Regions from separate parts of the Homo sapiens genome. Here region 2 is linked to region 1. A link is a contact called in ENCODE Hi-C or POLR2A ChIA-PET data. All regions are on one chromosome and are shown on one strand. The core of a region is the stretch at or near the end of the contact, and the rest is flanking DNA. Distances in the headings are between cores, read along the strand shown.

The links. A loop is a pair of places that touch in the nucleus more often than their neighbours do. ChIA-PET counts read pairs that join two places held with the same protein, here RNA polymerase II (POLR2A). Pooled maps may share reads with other maps.
Region 2: a loop to region 1 is called in a map of endothelial cell of umbilical vein, with 6 times the contacts of the local background. The contact joins two enhancer-like sites. A Hi-C loop is called at or near these places in 6 of 168 maps with a recorded cell type or tissue (Calu3, IMR-90, PC-9 and 3 more) and 4 of 50 pooled maps. POLR2A ChIA-PET finds 5 or more read pairs at or near these places in 2 of 52 experiments (BJ and HepG2).

The regions. Positions count from the first base shown.
Region 1 is chr3:171,868,682-171,876,026 of GRCh38, reverse strand. No RefSeq gene overlaps it. Among named protein-coding and RNA genes, the nearest start is that of TMEM212-AS1, 28 kb to the left of the region's middle. Within about 2 kb of position 1,651, at least 9 of the 41 ENCODE cell types and tissues checked have a DNase peak (open chromatin) inside an H3K27ac peak, as active enhancers do; they include PC-9 and endothelial cell of umbilical vein, where a contact is called at or near this core.
Region 2 is chr3:171,950,371-171,956,933 of GRCh38, reverse strand. LOC105374217 (a long non-coding RNA gene) reads right to left here. Exons shown (of 4, transcript XR_924718.4): 2 at 4,979-5,013. Among named protein-coding and RNA genes, the nearest start is that of TMEM212-AS1, 53 kb to the right of the region's middle. Within about 2 kb of position 3,406, at least 5 of the 41 ENCODE cell types and tissues checked have a DNase peak (open chromatin) inside an H3K27ac peak, as active enhancers do; they include PC-9 and endothelial cell of umbilical vein, where a contact is called at or near this core.

The sequences.
Region 1 (7,345 bases), core at 402-2,901:
AGTCCAGGTCAAGGTCTACCATATGGGAGGCCAGTAGTGTCACTACAATTGTACAATTTGCACAAAAGCACCTGGCCAGGCTGAAACCTAGCCCAGGGCTCCTGTTCTCCAAACCACGTGTTTCACACAGCCTGTGTTGTCTCATCAACACCACCTTTTTGTAAATCTGAAAAGATTCCCTATGTGCCTGGGGTGACCTGCCAGGAGGCTCATTTGTCCCAGGACTCACAATTAGGCAGCTCCCTAAATTTATACTTCTGGAGATACCCCCAAGATATGTTATTCCTACAGTCAGAGAGATACTTAAGATTGAAAGCACGAAACTGGTTCATCGTTCACTTAAACCTATGCCCTATTGTAAGACAACCTATCACTTGTGGTGTAACATTTGTGTGAATCAGAAAAAGGCAGATACAGCCCTGCACCAGGTTTGGCAATTGTGAACCAGATTTTAATCCCCGCTCTTCCCCTTGGTCGACCTGCACAGTCATACCAGGTAGCTCTGCCTAGATGTCACTTTAAAAAATAAATCTGGAAACTATTTTGTAAATTGCAAGCTTATATTACACATATTTTTTGTTGTAGAGTGTTAATTGCTTTAATAATGAAAAATCACACAGTTTTTATAACTAAGTTTTAGCATATCTTCATTTAAAAATATACCAGGACTATTAAAAAAAATGGAAGTGGGCTTGGTCTCTCGCTCTCTCTTTCTCTCTCGCTTCACCTTTGAGAAGGCCCAGCCAAGGAAGAGCAGGGAAGGAGGCTGGAGCTGGAGGCTTGCAGGCTTGACACCTTCCACTCCAAATATTGGAGATAACTGAGGCTGCCTGTCATCTCTAATAATTTTTCCTCCAGGAAATGTCATTGCTTCATTGCATTGCAAGAAAATGATGTCATAGTATAGGGCCCTGATCCGTTTCCTGACTTTTAACCTGAGTCTCATAACCTTTTTCAACTGTACTGAACCCAGAGAAAATGAAACACATCGAAATGCGAAGACCAGCACATCTCATAAAGGCCTTTGAGGCCCCAGGGTGGGGTTAACTTATGCGTATATATTAATGATCAAAATACAGTCTTGTTTGGGTGTCACATCCTGGTTATGGCATGGACCCAGTACCTAGGAAATGGAAAGGAAATAGGCTTCAGGATGTGTCTGTAATTTCTTGGCAGAAACCCTTCCTCTTCCTATATTGGGTTTAATTAGTAGTGACAATGTTAAATTTAATTAGGATGTCTTGCTTGTGTTTTCTTCTGTTGGTGGTTTTTGTTGTTAAACTCCCTGTGAAAATCAAGAATGGTCCCTGAACTGATATTTGAAATCTTACATGCTGCATTTGTGTCTCCACATCTTAGGACTGGTTACAAGCCCAGCCCAAATGACATTATGGAGCTATTTCCTGGAATGTCAAGGGCTGAAATTGCCCTGTCAAGAATGAGTCTGTTCTTTCAGGGATTTCAGAAAGCAAGGGCTCAAATTGCATTCTTGCTCTGTTATTATAAGTTTTTCCTGGCAGGAAACCACTGGGTCTCAGAAAATTTGCATATATCCAATGAGAGTGATCTACTGTTCTATGGAGGTTTTCAAGATTGCATGACAACACCGTGGAAGAATCTCATATGGGAAAAGGGGATTTTTTTCCCCCTTTCCCTAAGCCCCATTTTAAATAGTTTCCTTCCCGCAAGCTGATGTGTCCACATTCAAAGAGTTATAAGTAACCCAGCCCATTTTCCTGCCTTGGCCTCTGCCACTGGTTCTATAATATCAACAGCCACACAAAACTGGAAGCAGGTTGTTTAAAGTAAAGATGCTTATTCCTTCCAGTCTGTGAAACAGACTTTTGTGGCATATGAAGGCAAGAAATAACCTTTTAGTTCTCCCAGGCAAGGGCACAGCAAAATGACTCTTCATTTCTTGTTAACTGTAAGGGCAAGAAATACCCCCACATATTTCATGATATCTGAATATAATTTTTAATGTTATACCTGGGATTTCGGTTAACCTAAAAGACATGGTACTGGACTACTTCACTTGGTACCATAAAAGTTTTGTATCTGTTTGTACTCCTCAGAATTGTGTACAAAAATATTAAAGTAATTCAGATAATATACTGACACATTTGAAGTCCCTACTTGTGTAATCACCAGACCCAGGACTAGATATTTTATTGCTCCATTAAAGTGACAAATAAACATGTGTTGACTGAAGAGCCAGGGGCTGGGAGGCACTTACAGGACTTCCAGACACCAATCACAGGACTTCCTTTTATGTCACAGGAATCCAGTGAAGAATGACTCAAGTAACTGCATCATGCTCACATTATTTGAGCATTCGTACCCATTATTGGGTGTTCTGGTTATTTATTTGCTTATATTTGCTTTCTTATTTATATCCCACTCTGTTCTGAAGAAATTTAAGGTGACCACTGGGCATTTTATCAAGAATTGGAGCTCAGGCTGCTAAGGCATCAATTGTAGGACCAGCTGTGTGCCTTTGAACATGTCACTTAGCCTCTCTGAATATCGGATTTTTCATCTGTAAAATGAAGGTATTTAACAGTTTCATGTCTAGAGTGTTATATGTAAACTTTTTTCTCAACTTGTTAATTATCAAACGCATGGACTCTATGTAGACTGTTACTCAAAGGCATCCAATAAATGCGTTGCATGACTCTATAACACTACACGCCGATTTTGAGTGCTCACAGTATGTTGGATTTTCTGCTCTGTGCTTTACCTATGGGGTATCATTGAATTCTGTCAGCACGCCTGTGAATTAGCTGCCCCCATCAGCTCCATCTGACCAGGAGAAAACTGAGGGGTTGCCCTAAGATCACAGAGGGCCAGGATCTGGGTTTCTGGGCCAGGGGTTCCTCATTCCAAAGCCCCACCCACTTTCTACTATAGGACATCTGTGCATCCCAGACTTTAGTGTGCATCATTGTCATCTGGAGTTCAACTTCCTAAACCAGATTGATGAGACCCAAGCCCACACTTTCCAGTTCATGCAAGTTCCCAGGTGATGCCGATGCTGCTGGTCTGGGGACCACAATCTGAGAACCACTGCATTATGCTATAAAGAACTACAGTTGCAGGACCAAGACATAAAGAATGTAAGAAGCAGATCTCTAACCAAATGAAGAAAGAACCTGGACATTTCGAGCTACTTAATAGCTGAATGGGTTGCCTCTTGGGAATGGCTGAACTGTAAGGGGCATATAGACCTTGGGACATTTGATGAGAAGTTGGCCTAACGGACCTTGAAGGTGCCTTCTAACTATTAAACTGTCATGAGTGCCAAAGACAAGAGACAGAGAGTCTAGGAGGGAGGGTCACACTCCCTATGCAGAAGGCCCTTCTCATTACGGCACAATTCAGTGTTTTAACTGTGCTTTGAAGATTTTGAGTCACTTTGGTAATGGCAATGAAGAAAAGCTGAGAAAAACGTTTCCTCAATTTAGGTAATACGGAATTACAGTTTAATGAAACACCACACAAGGAACAAGAGAAACTTCAAGACAACATTCATTCACTGTAAATTTATATTTCGAATTTTAAAATTTCTATAACGATAATAATATAATTTCAATTTTTATGTCATAATATATAAATCAGAAAAAAGTTAATTTTAAAAGGCTAACATGTAAAACTATTTAAATTTTTATTTTATAAGGACATAGAGGGAAAGAGTTTAAAGATCAAAATTATTTTGTAAATATTTCAAAATAAAGATCACATATAAGGCAAATTTAGGAGGAACACTGCTCCAAATTTACTGTCCATTCTTTTGACCCCAGGAAGAAAAAAAGAGACGTGTTTATTTCTATAGTTTATCAAAGAAAAGAAAGTGTCTCTTCTGACATTTAATTTAGCCTTTTTTTTAATGTCATAGGAACCCAGGGAAGGATGACTCAGACAACTGCATCATGGTCCTACTTAAGGATTTAAGAGGAATCAACAGAGAACAAAATTGGTGGTAGTGGTGACAGGGGGTGGCAGAAAGATATAAAAAAGAAATACATGTGTAATGAAATAATCTGGCATAATCATAAAACAGGAAAAGCCATCACTTTCGTGGATGCGCCTGTCTAAGGAAGCGGGAAAGCTCTCTGTTGAATACTCTTGTTGGTCATTTGCTGTTAGTTTTGTCTGGTTTGGATTGGGTTGGAGGTTTTCAAAAATTAACAGAAGGTTAAAGGGCACTATGCAAATTCTTTGATAGGGAGCCAAGAATTTAAATTTCATTAGGAGTGAGGGGGAGGAATATTTCTTGAGCACCTATCAATTGTATGCCCTGTGTCGGACTCTTATGAGAAATTATATCCTTTTCATTCTTGCAACGTGTGAGGTAGGGGTTATCTCCATTTTATAAATGGGGAACCTTAGGCTCAGAGAGGTTTGCTATCAGTTTGCTCAAGGCTAGTCAGATGATTAGTAACAGAAGAGATAATTAAACCTCAAACTGTCTGACTTCAGAAGTGCCACCGCACACCAGGTTCTCCATGTCTCATAAATAATGGTGAAAACAATTCTTCTCCGACAAACCACTGCTCTTTGGCATGGAAATGCAAATCCACTTTTTCTCTCTACCCTTTCTTGGAGAATTCTTAGATTCCATGGTACATTCCCTATGACATGTAAGTTGATTTTAGATTTGAAATACTCCTGCTGTAAGTTTAGGTAAGATTTAAGCTATGGCTAGGAAGACATAAAATGAAATGTAGTATTGCAATCTGCTACTCTTTTGACCCCCACACTCCCCGTCCGACCTTTCCTAGTCTCTTTTTTATTTTACACTGCACTTACCCTCTTCTAATATACTGTTTAATTTTTTATGTTTATTATTTATTCTGTGTTCTTCTGCTTGAAAATAGACTCCACATTTTTTGTCTGTTTTCTTCATAGATGCATATCAAGTTTCTAGAAAAGGGATCAGCAAACTTTTCTGTAATGGGCCACACGATGAATATTTTAGGTATTGTGAGCTATGCAACTTCTGTTGCAACTATTCACCTCTACCATTGTGGTGTTAAAGCAGCCATAGACAATATATAAACAAGTGATCATGGCTATGTTCTAATACAAGTTTATTTACAGGCACTGACATTTGAGTATGATATAATTTTCATGTGTCATAAAATTTTTAGTTTTTTCCCAATTATTTAAAAATATACAAACTATTTTTAGCTTGCAGGTCATATAAAAACAGGTGGATGGCAAGTTGGGGCCCTTGGGCTATAGTTAGTTTGCAAACCTCTGGTCTAGAAAATCATACCTGGTACCTATTACTAGTATGTGATCAGAAAATAGAATTTATTGAAGTTATTCCAATAATAAACATTATATCCCATTATCTACCTGAATCAGAGACTAGCTCACCATCCCAAGAAACAATAGGTAGCTCAGGCAGCACTCCAATGCATCCCTCATGTCTATGGGAATGGCTGCTGCTGCAGGGCAGGACTGAATTTACTAAGACACAAATTGTTTGACTAGACGAGACCTCTGAGAGTATCTGAATGGCACTTCTCAACTGCTGGTGGCCACACCCCTGGGAGACAGAGAAGACCTTTTACAAAAAAAGTTATTGCATCGTTAAAAGCTTTAGAATGTCTATTTTAATTTCAATTTAAACGTTAACAATAAATCAATTTGCTTTTGAAGAATCCTTTGGGGCCGGGTGCGGTGGCTCACACCTGTAATCCCAGCACTTTGGGAGGCTGAGGCAGACAGGTCATGAGGTCAGGAGTTCAAGACCAGCCTGACCAACACGGTGAAACCCCGTCTCTACTAAAAATACAAAAAATTAGCTGGGCATGGTGGCAGATGCCTGTAATCCCAGCTACTCAGGAGGTTGAGGCAGGAGAATCGCTTGAACCCGGGAGGTGGAGCTTGCAGTGAGCCGAGATCGCGCCACTGGACTCCAGCCTGGGCGACAGAGCCAGACACAATCTCAAAAAAAAAAAAAAAATTCTTTGGGAATATCAGGTGGGTGTTGGTTTATTTCTCATTTGAACATTGTTTTATACTACAACTGTTTTAAACTATCATCCATTTTTAATTGTCTTCTTTTCCTAATTCATATAATCATCATGGTATTTGTTTGTTTGTTTTGCAATGGAGTCTTACTCTCTGGCCCAGGCTGGAGTGCAGTGCTGTGATCTCGGCTCACTGTAACCTCTGCCTCCCGGTTCAAGTGATTCTCCTGCCTCAGCTTCCCGAATAGCTGGGAATGCAGGCATGCGCCACCATGTCCAGCTAATTTTCGTATTTTTAGTAGAGATGGGGCTTCACCATATTGACCAGGCTGGTCTCAAACTCTTGACCTCAAGTGATCCGCCCACCTTGGCCTCCCAAAGTGCTGGCATTACAGGTGTGAGCCCATAATGGTCTTTGGAAATAGACAGATGGTATGTGGAACACTGATGTTGAAAAACGAACATTGATGTTGAAACAAAAAGCATAAAAATGATAATAATTTTCCCAATGTTCTTCAAGATTATCTTCACCAAACCCCTATGTTGCATTCATCTGCTTAGCATTCGAAGTACATCAGAATGTATCTCATAGTTCTGTGTTAAAAAGAAAAAATAAGCTGGATGTGGTGGTACACACCTGTAGTCCCAGCTACTTGGGAGGCTGAGGACTGGATTGCTTAAGCCCAGGAGTTTGAAGCTGCAGTGAGCTATGATTATGCCACTGCCTTCCAGTCTGGGTGACAGAGCAAGACCCAGTCTCAAATATATGTGTATATATATATACACACACACATATATATATACACACATACATACTTATATAGGCATATATATATACACATACATGCATATATATTTATATTTATATAAGATTATATGTGATTTAGTTTTACTTTTTTTCTTTTCTTTTTTTTTTTTTTCCTTTTGAGATGGAGTCTTACTCTGTTGCCCAGTCTGGAGTGCAATGGCATGGTCTCAACTCACTGCAACCTCCACCTCCTGGGTTTCTGTACCTCAGATTCTCCTGCCTCAGCCTCCCGAGTAGCTGGGATTACAGGTGCTCACCACCATGCCCAGCTAATTTTTGTATTTTTAGTAGAGATGGGGTTTCTCCATGTTGGCCAGGCTGCTCTTGAACTCCTGACCTCAGTCAGGCCTCCCAAAGTGCTGGGATTACAGTCGTCAGTCACCGTGCCCGGCCTGATTCAGTTTTTCATTCATTGTCACTGAAGTCTAGCAATATCAGCAAGGTGCTATTCGCAAAGAAATGCCCACAAATACTAACTTGATACTTTTTCTCATATCCCTATTTGTTTATTTATAAAACAAATCAGATGTAATAATTACAAACCTTAAATCATATA
Region 2 (6,563 bases), core at 2,157-4,656, 79 kb before region 1:
CCTTTATCTCTCCTCTCCAGCCCTGCACTGGCTCCCTCATAAGGGACACTTTATGCTGATGTTTACTTAGAAATGTCAGGGCTACAAAATCTGGCATGGTTGTAGAGGCCTCCAAGCGAGGAAGAGAGACTAAAGCCTCCTACTTGAGGGAGATTTGGGGAGGCTCAGACCCTGGTGGCACCAGCAAAAGGAAGCCAACTAAGGTAAACTTTTCTCTTTCCAGTTGGTAAATCCTCCTTGTGAAACTGGTATAATAGATGCTGTATAAAAACTCTGCCGAATTCTTCCCTCTGGAATCTTCGGGGCGCCTGACATAACCCTCACCCTCCGCGCAGTGGAGAGCAGAGAGGCCTCCCTCTGTGTGCTCCATCACAACTTTCCACTGAATCTGGGTTTGGGCGGCTTGATTTGAATGGAGGATTGTTCAGCTGCAGCCAGTGCCGGCAGAGCTGCCAGTTACAACACTTAAAAAATACAGTACTGCTTTTAAAGTAGAGTAGAAGGGCGTTGAAGCGAGGATGCAGGGGTTCCTTGTCAAATACACTGCCCATCTGTCCTGGCTTTCCTTGGAGGGGAGGGCCAAGGCTTCCCCAAGGCAGGGAAACAGTCCCCAAGCTCCGCCTACAAACCAGCATTTTTGGGGAGGAAGCCTGCTCCGTATCTGTGCTCCCGAACAGACCATTTGGTAAGATTTGAAGTGATAGCTCTTTGTCCATTGGCGCACCCTCTAAGTAGTATTTACAGATTAACTATGCCTAGATGCATGCCACAGACATCTGGTATATGTTTCAAGTTAAATGCTATGAGAGAGAGATCATTTCTGAAATCGCAAAGATTGGTCCATACTTTAAGAATTATGTAGAAATTATACCCGCAAATCTCTCTGCTGAGATGAAATGTAATTATATGGTTAAATATTCATATTTTAATTATTGGAAAGAAGTACATTAACAAACTATTATTGAAATATGTTCCATATAGAGTCAAGTAGGAAAACCTAAAGAGTTAGTCTTTTCTGTACTTGCAATGCAATAATTTCATTGTTTGCTACAGCAGGAATTTTTTTTATACAAGTCACTGGAATTATTCAGCTGCTTGAGTGATTTGCCTGTTCCTGAATAAAACCCTTGCTCGGAAGCCAAATCACTCTTATTGGTCAGCTTCAAAATTCCATAGGTGTGCTTAGACTCAAAGAAAATGAAGATTTCTTAAAAATGACCAATTTTGTTTTGTTGGTGATGCATAAAGGTTGGAATAGGACGGTTTCTGATTATTCTCCGGTGATTCATACAATTCATTTTTGTTTTTAAAACACACCTAAGACATTTCTCTTTCTGTGTCCTTATGAAATGGTGGGGAGGGGATCCTTACATACGCATAACCTACCTTTTCTGGCCACTGATAACATCTGTCCTTCTGGAAGTGGATTAAATCAAAGCATAGGAGTGCCTTTTTTTTTTTTTTTTTTTTTTTTTTGCCAGTTTTCACAGTAAAAGAAACAGAATGTAGAAACCATAACCATATTGACCTTCTAGACGAAGCCCAGTAGGATGAAAGTAACATTTCTACAAGACAGCATGTCATAAAAGGGGCTTGTAAAGACAAAATCATTAGACGACAAGTACGCTTCATTGAAAAAGAGGTGCATTTTTCTATTGTTCCAAGTATTGTGTAAGGCAGGAAGATGGAGAATAATATTCAATGCATCTGCAAAGGAAATGAGTCCCAAAAATGCCTTATTTGGTGCTTTAGTCAAAAAGGCCACCTGTCTCATTTACCAAATAAGCAGTTTTTTTTTTCATTCCTTTTATAAGATCAAGCCCACTTCTCTGAGGAATGAATCAGAGGCATTGCATTTACCACATAAATAACTGATTGAAGTAAGTGATTTACCTTTTCCTTATTTTATCACATAAAAAAGGGCAATGATTACATGTAACACCTAATTCTTATTGCCTTATTGATTACGTCTGAATGCTGACCATGCTTTTACTAAAGAGACAATGCTATGTTCTCAGATTCTCAAAATGAGCAGGCCAGATTACTTAATCAAATCTATAGTAGGAAGTCCAGAGCTGAACAATGCACTAGCTGGTGTGTTTTGACTTCACTGTCTCCATGGTAACATGCACGAACAAATTACGAAAAATATGAACGATTTGTCTGAAGGGCAGAAATTTGCCAAATCTTATTTAGTCTAATTAGTTTTAAATTAATGATATTTTAGGTGATTAAAATGTTTTTCCAAGAATTCTCATGCAAAAAAAAAAAAAACTATTGCATTTACTGACTTTGGTATAATGTTCATATTTTTAGAGTAAGCTGGTTGTGGAGTGAGAGTTACTAACTTGCATAAATTAAAATGATAAGCATTTCAACGTGGTAAGAAGCCAAAACAACAGTTTAAAAAGTAAACATTTTAGTTCATCTGATTATTTAACATACTGAGAATGCATTTCTTAAAAGCATGTATATACATTTTAAATGTAAGTATTTTCTGATTTTAGGCAAATCATAGTAGCCTATGCAAGCTGTGTACTAAGGGACTGAACTGGAATACAGCAACAGGCAAAGCTTCAGGAATCAAGAAGGCAAGAAAAGTGACACTCCAGAAAATACAAAGTCCCACAGCTCTCTCAATTCACGTTAAATCTGGACTATCTAGAAGCTGTTTTCTTCTATCAAAGGCCAAAGTGAGTGGCTCATGCCTGTAATGTCAGCACTTTGGGAGGCTGAGACAGGATGCTTGCTTGAGGCCAGAAGTTCAAGACCAGCCCGGGTTATAAAGCGAGAGCTCATCTCTACAAAAAAACAAAACAAAACAAAACAAAAGGCTAAAGTGAGGTACGTAATTCTTCCCACTGCCATAGCTTAAAGAAGCCTACAGGATAGGTCAAGAACCAAGCTGCTATGGCAGGAATTGTATGGAGTGTGCTGGAGACAACAAGGAGTCTCCTTTTGCTCTGTAAAATTAATAACGAGAGTAGCTAGAGTTATGGAAAAGAGGTTTGGTGAAGAGTCAAAAAAAAAAAAGCAAAAGCCCTGAGCTTTGAGCACCTGCACACAGAGAGCCGGAGCTCTCTCCGCAGTTGGTGTTAAATGACTGAACACAAGGAAGTAATTGTTCCTGCACTAACTAACTAGTGCAGGATTCTGAGAAAAGGTTCAATAGACAATGGAACGATGGAAACGGGGGAAAAATCTGAGAGAGAGAGAGAAAGAGAGGAGTTCCCTTAGACTGGTGACTGGTGAAAACCTTTCACAGTTCCTCAGTGAAGAAAGCTAGAGACCTTGGTGAAGAAACATATTGTCTATTTTAATGTGATTTCTCCCTCTCTGTTTACCAAACACATTCCATAGTGTACTGTCATCATTAATAAAGCTTCATAAGGTTCTGAATTTTGAGATACTATTGTTAAGGATTCATAGCTGATCCAGGAGACTTAGAGTGACAATTTTAGTCCAAATTCTCGTATGCAAAGTAGGCAGACTAGTCAAGCAACACCTTTTCAGCACTCTGCCTTAACCAATCCTGTATCTGAGTACGCTGCATGTATCCCTGGGTACTGTGGCCAAAACAGAGAGAACTCCTGCTTCCAGTCTGCCCACAAACCAGGAGACAGTCATTCAACAGAGCAATAAGACTACAAAATGGATCTTCTTCTGGTGTTAGAGATGAAGAGAAACTAATTCCTCCTTGTTTTTTACAACAGCAGTTTGAGTAGAGTTTAGGTATGTAAATAAATAGTTCAACAGAGAAAAGAAAAGATAAGTTAACATAATAAAGTTAGTTACTGGTTTTTTGTATATTATTAATGCATATATTAGTGGCATTTTCTGGACTTTAGAAAATGCCTTTGCTGCCAGATAGATTTTATGCTCATCAAACACACACACACACACACAAAGGTAACTATGTGAGGTGACAGATATGTTATTTAACTTAATTGTTGCAACCACTTCACAATGTCCACGTATACCAAAACATCGCATTGTGCACCTTAAATATATTCATTTTTTACTTGTCAATTATATCCTAAAAAAATCTGGAAAAAATAAAAATAAATTTAAAAAATGCTTTTAAAATCTGTGTACTCAATGTAAAGGCTAAAAATATAATGCCTCCAAAAGAAAATGAAAAATATCTTTGTGATCTTGGAATTGGCAACAGTTTCTTAGATAAAACAGAGAAAATATTAACCATTAAAAATTAGTAAATTGGACTTCATCAAAATGAAAATTTCTGCTCATCAAAAGACATTGTTAAGAAAATGAAAAGGCAAGCCACAGAATGGGAGAAAATATTTAAATACTTATGTCTGACAGAATATATAAAGAATTCATACAACCTAACAACAACATGAACAAATATATATATTTACCTAAAAAATCTGTAAACAAATATTGAGCTGTCATTAGTAATATGCTTTTTTTTTTTTTGACAGTGTCTCACTCTGTCATCCAAGTTGGAGTACAATAGTGAGATTTCAGCTCACTGCAATCTCTGCCCCCTAGGCTCAAGCCATCCTCCCACCTCAGCCTCCCGAGTAGCTGGGATTACAGGCATGTGCCACCACACCTGGCTAATTTTTATATTTTTTGTAGAGACAAGGTTTTGCCATGTTGCCCAGGCTGGTCTCAAATTCCTGAGCTCAAGTGATCCACCTGCCTCGACCTCCCAAAATGTTGTGATTAAAGGCGTGAGCAACTGTGCCCAGCCAGTAATATGCGTGTTGAAGGGTAAAGTGTACTGATGGGTACAACTTACTTTGGAATGCATTAAAAAATAAGATGGGTTGATGGATGAATGAGAGAATGGATACACGATAAAGTAAATTAGCAAAATGCTACTTGTAGAATTTAGGTGGTGGGTATTGGGACAATAATTGTCCATTGTACAGTTCCTTTCTTTTTTTCTGTATGTTTGAAAAATTTCATAACAAAATGTTGAGAAAAAAAAAGTTAAATATTCACTTACCTCATGATCCAGCAGGTTATCTTCTAGATATTTACCTAAAAGAAATAAAAACTTATGTTCACACACAGATTTATATAAGAATGTTTACAGAGCATTATTCATACTACTTCTAAGCTGGAAAGGTATCCATCAACAATGGAATGGATATGCAAATTGTGGTATGTTATACACTGGATAAGTATTTAGCAATAAAAAGGAATGAACCATTGATCCAAAGAACAAGATGGCTAAATCCCAAAAACTGTATGTTGAGCCAGAAAAACCAGAGGCAAAATTCAGAGAACAGGTTTAGAACAGTGATTGCCTGTGAGAGGTGGAAAGTGACTGGAAGGGGCACAGAGAACTTTCTCGGTTGATAGATAGAATGTTTTTATCATGGCTGGGTGCAGTGGCTCACACCTGTAATCCCAGCCCTTTGGGAGGGAGGCTGAGGTGGGCAGATCACTTGAGGTGATCTGAGGTCAAGAGTTCAAGACCAGCCTGGCCAACATGGTGAAACCCTATCTCTACTAAAAATACAAAAATTAGCTGGGCATGGTGGTACATGCTTGTAGTCCCAGCTACTTGGAAGGCTGAGGTAGGAGAATCACTTGAACCCAGGAGGCAGAGGTTGCAGTGATCGTGCCACTAGATCGTGCCACTGCACCCCAGACTGGGAGACAAAGAAAGACTCCATCTGAGAAAAAAAAAAGTTTATATCATGATTGGAGTGATGAATATTTAGGTGTGTACATTGATCAAAATTCATTAAATTGTATACTTAGGATGTGTGCATTTCTGTATGTAAATTTTACCTAAGTGGGGAAAAAGACTGAGACAGAGAGATCTCAAATTATTAAGCAGAGTTGTCTTTCTCTGTGTGACTATAGATGACAAGTCAGAGGCAGTAGACAACCCTGAATAGAAGGAAGCAAAGGTAACAGATTTCATGTCAGGAATCCAACTCTAATTAGTGGGACAAGTCTATTCTTGGAGATGTCCTGAGATAGGAAAAAAGTCACTCAATATTTCAAAGTATTGTAAGATGAGAGACGATTGTAATATCTTAGTCAATTTGTGAACAATATAGATCTCAGCCCCAAGTTCAACTGCATAGGATCATGGGCACACTAGTATGTTTTCTTTGTTTTAGGAAATGTACAGATTAAGTTCCAATGGGAAACTAGATGTCAACTTTGATGGACTTAAATCGTTGCCCTTTCCTCATAGGAAAGCCTCCAAGGCCCTCTCTCTGAGTCTGTCTTATACATAAGGCAAAGAAGGTGGGCTAACTGCTTTGTTTCCTAGCCCTTGGCAGGTTAGAAGCAGCAAATTAGAAATGGGAGGAGGCAGTGAAATAGCCAGAGGCTGTGACTCAGACAGCAAGTGACAGCTCACAGCAGGCAGAAAGGATGAAAGGAAGGGAGAAATATAAAAAGCCAACCTAAATACTCAAGAACACAACAGTGGGAAGGGGGGCCTCCCACAGCTCAATTTATTTAAATAGTTCCTCAGTGCACTGCAGTGTTTTACAGACCAGTCCAAAATCTTTTTTAATGTCCTAAAAGAAGAACCAGTAATGTAATGACATCCATTATGCATTGTG